Regions from separate parts of the Mus musculus genome. Here region 1 is linked to region 2. Evidence: chromatin contacts called from ENCODE POLR2A ChIA-PET data. All regions are on one chromosome and are shown on one strand. The core of a region is the stretch at or near the end of the contact, and the rest is flanking DNA. Distances in the headings are between cores, read along the strand shown. Region 1 holds the start of Rplp1 (ribosomal protein, large, P1). Region 2 holds the start of Glce (glucuronyl C5-epimerase).

Region 1 (4,126 bases), core at 729-3,228, 210 kb before region 2:
TGGCAGGTTACAAGATTATAAGCCCAGGTTCACAATACTATCACTGGGCCATATCAGTTTTGTCTGTGTAGCCCTGGGACTCACTTTGTAGACCAGGCTGGCCTCAAACTCAGAAATCCACCTGCCTCTGCCTCCCAAGTGCTGGGAAATGAAAGGCGTGCACTACCACCAGCTCAGTTAATTTCAATACAACCAAAACCATACATAATAAAACTTATGTTTTGTAGTTCAGGCTGGCTTTGAACCCACTCCCTAGCTTCTTCACTAAGGCAGAGGCAATGGGGTACCTGGCACTGTCAGCCCCAAGTCCTAAACTTTCTACATGAAGTTGTAGTTACACACCAAGCCTTGCTGCGTGACTGAATCCTTTAGGCTGCTGGTTTTACACCAGTGGACTGGTAGGTTCTCTGGCCCTTCTAGATGCTTCTGAGATCCTCAACAACTGTCAAGTTCTTCACACATGAACATCGGGAGACCCAGAGGTTATTTTGTTATTCTTGACAGTAAGAGTTAGCTCTCAGCCTGTCTGTCTGGCACTAAACAGGCTCTCTGAACAGTTGCTTGAAGGGGCTTCCTGGAGACAGACCCACCCATTCTCTACCCAGATCGTCTAGTTCTTTTGACCCAGGTCTTATTTATATAACTCATGGTGGCTTTGGTCAAGACCCTCCTTCCCTGACATTTTTTTGGGACCTGCTACCATCTCTGAAACTCCAAGAGCTTTGTGGCTTACAAGTGAGACCAGTCCACCTACAGGTTCAGCTCTTTATTAGCCAACTTAACAAAAGCAGTTTAGTCAAAAAGACCGAAGCCCATGTCATCTTCAGACTCCTCGGACTCTTCCTTCTTTGCCTCCACTTTCTTCTCCTCAGCTGGGGCGGCGGCAGTGGATGGAGCAGCACCACCAGCAGGCGCAGCTCCAGCTGCTGGAGCGGGCCCACCAGCCCCTACATTGCAGATGAGGCTCCCAATGTTGACATTGGCCAGAGCCTACAACAGAGACATAGAAAAGGCTTTTAGTTTTGTGCTGCAAGATTTAATGATTCAATTAAGCTCTTTTCACCCATGAGACCAAAGCAATGTTCAGGACTACAGGGAATCAATATACAACTGCCACCAGTTGATTGACCCCACTTGCCAGAAATAAAGCTGTTTGTATAAATAGAATGTAGCTATCCACTTTGCATGAATCTCACTGCTTCAAATGCCCAAACTTAAGAGGCAACAAAACTCATTCTCAAGCCATGGACCGTGAAGGCCTGACATAAAAGCCACATCAATAAGTACAAACTAAGATACAAAAATCAAGGCTGGTGGTGGAAATCGTACATTACCAAGTGTAACCCCAAAACTTACCTTGGCAAACAAGCCAGGCCAGAAAGGTTCGACGCTGACACCAGCTGCTTTAATGAGGGCATTGATCTTATCCTCCTGGAACACAAACGCCAACCCGTCAGAACGATCAGAATGCGGCTAAAACTCAGTCACTTATACAGAGTTAAGTTTCGTACTTGGGCTAAAGTCAACCTTAAAAAAGACAAGGCCAGGTTTGAAGGCTCAGCGGGCTGTGGGATTGTCCCGCAGGCCTGACGACCTGAGTTCGAGGCCTAAAACTTAGATAAAAACAGCCCACTCTAAACAGTAGGCCTAACATGCGCGCTCGGGACCGCCATTCACCTGTCTCGGGTTGGGCCGCGCGGGGAGGACAGAGCGCATACGCCTCACAGGCCTCCAAGTCACCGAATGCCTGAGAATGCGAAGTCCGGGCGGAGCCGGGTGTCCGCCGCACAAACACGTGGCCGGCCCGGGGTTATCCCGCACTTACCGTGACCGTCACCTCGTCGTCGTGCAGGATGAGGGCGGAGTAGATGCAAGCGAGCTCGGAGACGGAAGCCATGCTGTAGACTGCCGGCACGGTGCTAGTCGCCGGATGAAGTGAGGGCCTCACCCCAACGCGGCCTTAGCTTCCTCGGAAGGACCGAGCACCTTGGCGGCAGCTGAGGAAAAGATCATATACGCCTGCGCGCAGCTTCTTATGGGACCGCGCCGACCAATCGATGCCCGACTCGAGACGGAAGGGGCAGGGCCAAAACCGAGAGGAGGCGCGTCTGCAGAACGCAGTTCCGGATTTGCGCGTTCGACTTCCGGTGCGATTGGCCTTTGGGGCTTGCGAATATTACAAGTGCTCAACAGTAGAGATTAACAGGCTAAAGGGAGAGAGCTATCGGGGGAGACGTACTGCTTAAACTGACAGGCGCGTTCCCACGGCTTGGGTACACTGAAAAGTCGCTCTCCGCCTCAAGCCTTGCGGATCACGTGGTGGACTTCCCAACCCACCCTCACCCCGGGCGTGCGCGCCGTAGTAACTGTGTCTGTGATGAGGTTGATAAATACCACCCGGGACCCGGAGTTGCATATCAAATGCAATATATCGTGGTTAATGTTTAATTCATTACATTGAAAAAGCACAGAGGGGCGGAAGTTAAGCCATCTTGCAGCTCTCAGGTTTGGCTCCCGCACCCCGAAAAGTGCCAGGAAATCCAGTAACAGGGGCTCTGATCCTGACAGAGGTCAGCAGACACGCTCAAGTACACATAAAAGTAAACACTCTTTAAAGTGTCACGCGAGGTATGGTGAGGAAAAAACCCACAGAAGTAGGAGACCACGTGATAAAATTCGGCAACTAATTATATAGAACCCCTAGAAAACCAGGAGAGTAACTTTGATGCGCAGACATCAAAAGCAAGTATCAATAAACAAACGTTTTCCTTTGCCTCTCTTTTAGTGCATGGTACTTTGTCACAGCAATAGAAACCCCAAGTGCTCATATACACAATTAAATAAAAACACCCCTCAGGTTAGGGTACAGCTCGTGTGTGGTCAGCTTGTGTAGAGGTGACCTTGGTGCTAGAAACTTGCAACTAGAATGTAGTGCATACTAGATTAAGTGGTTTCTTTAAAGTTAATAAAATTCTAATCTCAGGACCACAAAGAAGCTATGAAACAGCAAAAGGAACCTAAGTAGAGCAATATAGTTTTCACAGATAAGAGCCTAAAACGGAGAATTTTCTCCAAGTAATATAGTTCCAATCAAAATTCTGTTCATGATCTCAGTGGAATTTGACATGGCCTTCAGTCTAAACACACACACACACACACACCCTGACAGGGTGTCATGTACCTCAGCTGGCCTTGAACTTGCTATGTGGTTGAAGATTACCTGGAATGTTGGATCTTCCTCCCCTGCCTGGGATTGATTTTAAGTATCCAGGTCATGCTGGGCTAGGGATTAACTCCAGGGCGGGTACACACTAAGCACTCCAGCCACTCAGCTACATCTCAGACCCCCTTAAGCTTACTTTGAGACATGCTCTTTTTTTTTTTTTTTTTTTTTTTTTCTTTCCGAGACAGGGTTTCTCTGTGTAGCCCTGGCTGTCCTGGAATTCACTATGTAGACCAGGCTGGCCTTGAACTCAGAAATCCACCTGCCTCTGCCTCCTAAGTGCTGGGATTAAAGGTGTGCGCCACCACCGCCCAGCTGAAACATACTCTTACTATACATTTCAAGCTGGTCTGAAAGACGTCCAGGCTGGCCTTGAATTTGTGGTAAATCCTTGTCTGAGCCTGCTGAGTGCTGGAATTAGAGGCTTACACTACCGCACCTAGCCCTAGGTGTCACTGGCAATGCAAATAGATTTGCAGGCTACAACAGAGAGCCCATGGGCACACCCTCATGCTACTGAGAATTCGATAATGTCAGCAGAGGTCCAGGGAGAGTAGAATGGGTGCTTCAAACCAAAGAACAGGCATGGATCTGGTGGTTGAAGTACTCTGCACACTGAGGCTCTGGAATCGGTTGTCCCTACCATCACAAATAAAGGTGCCATAAAATAGAAACGACATGGGCAGGGAGATACAAAGTTTCAAGTTGCAGAGGATATGTAAAGTCCCACACACCCAAAATCTTAGTTTTATTGCAAGGACTCTTGTATCCTGAGAAACCAAACCCACGTCTTACTCATTAAATCAGTGAGATCCTACATGGAATCTATCGTTCATATAAGGTAACTCTGACACCAGGAGAGGATGGCAGAAATTCAAGAGCTACTAGTGAGAATGGTAAGCT
Region 2 (3,907 bases), core at 731-3,230:
GAGGGAGAGAGAGAGAAGAGAGAGGGTCTGGAAGAGAGGGAGAGAGGAGAGAGAGAGAGAGAGATTGAGATTGAAGCTTCTGAAATTTGGCTACTTTGTCATTTGTCTTTCAAACTGAGTTTTTGGGCTTTGGTTTCAACCAAATATTTGCTCAATTGATCAGTTTTGATGATCATAAAAGATGATCCCATACTTAGGTGTGAGAAAATGAAAACTAACCTAATACCCAGCCCCAAAGCCCAAATTAGCACTGCAGTACATTCCTTTGTTTGTTTTTACATGATTGCAAAATTCAAAGCTTTAGTAACTTGTCCCCAATCTTTCTAATTAAAAAGACAGAAGAAATTATCTTTAAAAAAAACTGACAAGAAAAAGACTGACAAAGCAAAGATACTTCAATTTGCCTGCTTATATCATATTTTCTGTTTACAAGCACCTCAGCAATGTTTCCTTAGACTAAAGTGACATTAGACTGCCTAACCAGGAGAATTCTCAGGCAAATGTACAGACATTCTGACACACGTTTTTAAACCACTCACAGGCAGATACCTATAAGTCATTTTAAGTTCCACCTAAGTCTGGCAGAGTCTTCAAGAACTCTGTAAGATTCAAACCACGGTAAAAACTGATGTACCAGAATTCTCTAAAGAAGCTCAATAGGGCATCATTAACAGGTTGCCAATGACGCTTTTGTAGAAATCTGGACTTGAGACATACATACATAATATGCTACACTTTTGTTTTTAATTACCCCTCTTCCACAAAACCTTTAGAAAGGATGCTTCTTGGCACTACCTAACACCCAGGCAAATTCAGGACAGATTTAACCATGCAAGACCATCAAACACTACCTAAAACAGAAAGCCCAAATCGCACAGCCGCCCTACCCTCAGATCTAAACCCTCACTCAACAGTCAGGTATTCCAGACAACATGCTCAAGTCTGGTATCGCTCCTCTCCTCTCCTCCGGAGATCAGAGCTCCGGCGACACCAGCGCGTCCCCAAAGGTATCCTGGGGCAAAGAAAAGAAAACTGCAGAACAAGCCCACTGTGTCTCCAACTAGGCAACTGCCCCGATCAAGCGTCCAACGAAGAAGCACTGAGTTAAATCTCATCGAGAAAGAGAGAGAGACCAGATCGAGACCGTCAGATACCGAAAGCCACAAGCAGTGCCATGGGGTGGCTCCTGAAACCGGGTCTGGCACCCCTGGAGACCCAGAGACCGCTGAGCCGCGCCCACACGGCAAAATCACCCTCCTTGTCGCCCCGAAAAAGAATGGGGACCATCACGCACAGTTACCGCCCCCCTCTGGGCGAAGCAGAAACCCCAATACAAATGTTGGTCTCCCCATGCACGCTTCCCGCCCCCACCCACACCCACCCAGTCCGTTCCTTCCCGGGAGGGACACGGGCATCGTCTTATCACCCCATGGCGACCTTAAACAAACCCAAGTCTCTGGAACCCTGACATCCTCCTGCTTTACCCCAGGAATGCCAAGCGGACCCCTCTCCGCTCATAGGTCTCCCCGTGCCCTCCGGACAAGGCTAAACTGTATCCCAAGCCCCTCAACTGCACGGGATCGCCAGAAATGGTCTCCAAGTCCCAGAACCGCGCTATGCCAGCACCCGGGCTCTCAGGCAGGACACAGGACGCGCTCCCGCGACCCTAGAGACCCGGGACCGCCTGGGCAGCCACCCACCCCCACTCCAAAGCCAAAGAAGCCCCGAGACCCCAGCCCCCGCCGCGTCACCCAAGATCCCCGCACTCGGAACGCCGCGCATCCCCGGGAGCCGCCCCCGTCGCGAGCCCACTTGCCACGGCCGCCCCTCAGCCACGACACGACGAGCTCCCTCACCTGAGGCGCGTCGGCGGACGAGCGGCCCCCAGAGCCCTGAGGAAAACTGAAGCGAGCGGCAGAGACACGGCGGCCCAGGCCTGCGCTGCCGCAGCTCCAGCCTCTCGGCGAGGAAGCGCTCGTGTGAGGAGAGCCCGCCCGCTCGGCGCGCTACTGGGGAGCCGAGCCGCCGCCGTGCCCGCGGCTCTTCCCGCGAGATCCCAGCCACGGTAAGGGGCGAGGCCATGCCGGGGAGGAGAGGGCGGGACGGAGGCTCTTCGAATGGCAGCTCCGTCAGCCTGTTAGATTCGGTGTAGAAGGCGGGGTCACCAAGAGGAGGGGCCATATTAAGGGGAGGAGCTATGATGAGGGGGCGGAGAGTCCTCGAATGACAGTTCCAAAAAACCAATCAACGGTGGCAGCGCAGAAGGCGGGACTCGCATTCTCCTGTGACCAATTGCAAAAGAGTAGAGCTAATTCTCCCCGCCTATCATCAATAAATTGCGGGCGAAGGTGTTGCTGACCCGATGTCAGTTTGCTACCTGGGCAGTTGCAGAGGTACTTTAGATGACGTGGTTTGGGCAAAGTTTGGTCCTCTTCGGCCGCCGTAGAGACACTTAGCGGAGAAGCTGAACTAAATAGTGCTTAAACCGAAGAGCTGTCCGTGCGTTTTCACTGCTCTCTGAAGTGAACAGGGAGGTCCCATCTGCCAGCCTGAAGACTTACAGCCTCACTTTACTCACTTCGGTCTCCTCCTTTAGTGTAGCTTTCTCCCATTTCGGACTCTCTTCCGTTTTTATTTCAAACGGCGATGATATCGTCACGGGTGCTTTAAGCTCCAACCCAGTTTATCTGGTCCAACAAAGGACCTTTCTAATTCATTTGTGCGTTCTACTTAAAGTCTTCCACAAAGATGAAGAACGAAATCTCAAACGAGTGCTAACCTAACAAACCCGAGAACTTGTATCTTTACAGACCATAGGGCCCAGTAATGTTTAGCACAGGTAGGGTATAGAGCATTCAATAAATCTAAAAGGAAGGAATGGAAACTGTGGTGCTTATCTGTACTGGCTTCAGAAACTGGGCTTTCCTAGCCTTTCCCATTCCCCCCTCACATTTAAGTCCCTTCACTCATTATTATGCCTGCCCTGTAGCTTTCCTTCATCTTCCCCTAGTCTCCCTTGCCCAACACAAAAAGTAGCCTTACTCTTTCTCAAGGTTAACTCCTGCCCTTGTGCACTGGACCTCAGCCAGGCCCAGACTCAGTCAGCTCCCCCACCCCCACCCCCACCCCCATTATCAATTTTTTAGCCCCTTTATCCCCAGAACACACTCATTATCCCCTGTTATTTGAACAGAACACAACTACCCTGCCGGTTCTATCCACTCGAGCTGCCCTGTCCTGAGAATCCCACGTCTTGAGAAAATTAAAGTGTATTGTGGTCCCCACCTTCTCATCCCTTATTTCCCTGCTACAATACTGCGTTTGCCCACACAATCTGCTGCTCTCCCAACAGTTTCAAAAGACCTCTCTCCTACTAGACAAATGGTCTCTTTGGTGGGACTTTTTCCCCAATGGCTTCTCGGAGGTTCATTGACAACGCTCAGGATGTCTTCCTTTAGCACCTGCCTAACTGTGTTCTTTTCATTCTTTAGCTACTTTTTTTTTAAAGTCCCCTCTCCTAGTTTGAAAATGGTTGAATATTGATGACTCCTTATCTTATTGCACACCTTGTGCATAATAAGAAAAATGTCCACACACCACTGCACACTCTGAGAGCCACAAATTGGTTCAGACAAAAGCTGTTAGAAAAATCCAGAGGGAAGAGAGGCAGCTCTGAAGCTTGAGCTGGGTGGTAAAATACTAGGATGGCCCATATAAATTAAAGGCAGAAATGGAAGCTTTTCAGAGAAAATAATCTAAACCAGAGCAATGATAAAAAGCATGTGAGCTGAGCCAGGCTGCAGGTTGGATGGCTCAGTAAATAGATTCCCCCATCTGGGGTGGGGGTGGGGGGCAAGATCAGAAAGGAGCCAGATAGTGAAAGGCTTTGACTACCAAGCCACAGTAA

Evidence for each region. ChIA-PET counts read pairs that join two places held with the same protein, here RNA polymerase II (POLR2A).
Region 1: POLR2A ChIA-PET joins it to region 2 with 36 read pairs in embryonic stem cell. The contact joins the promoter of Rplp1 here to the promoter of Glce in region 2. POLR2A ChIA-PET finds 5 or more read pairs at or near these places in 4 of 5 experiments (Patski and embryonic stem cell).

The regions. Positions count from the first base shown.
Region 1 is chr9:61,912,532-61,916,657 of GRCm38, forward strand. Rplp1 (ribosomal protein, large, P1) reads right to left here and starts at 1,979. Exons shown (of 3, transcript NM_018853.3): 1 at 1,826-1,979; 2 at 1,357-1,431; 3 at 752-990. The coding sequence starts at 1,897. The coding sequence ends at 793.
Region 2 is chr9:62,120,629-62,124,535 of GRCm38, forward strand. Glce (glucuronyl C5-epimerase) reads right to left here and starts at 1,981. Exons shown (of 5, transcript NM_033320.5): 1 at 1,857-1,981. It overlaps Mir5133 (microRNA 5133), which reads right to left and starts at 1,966; the gene lies at 1,890-1,966.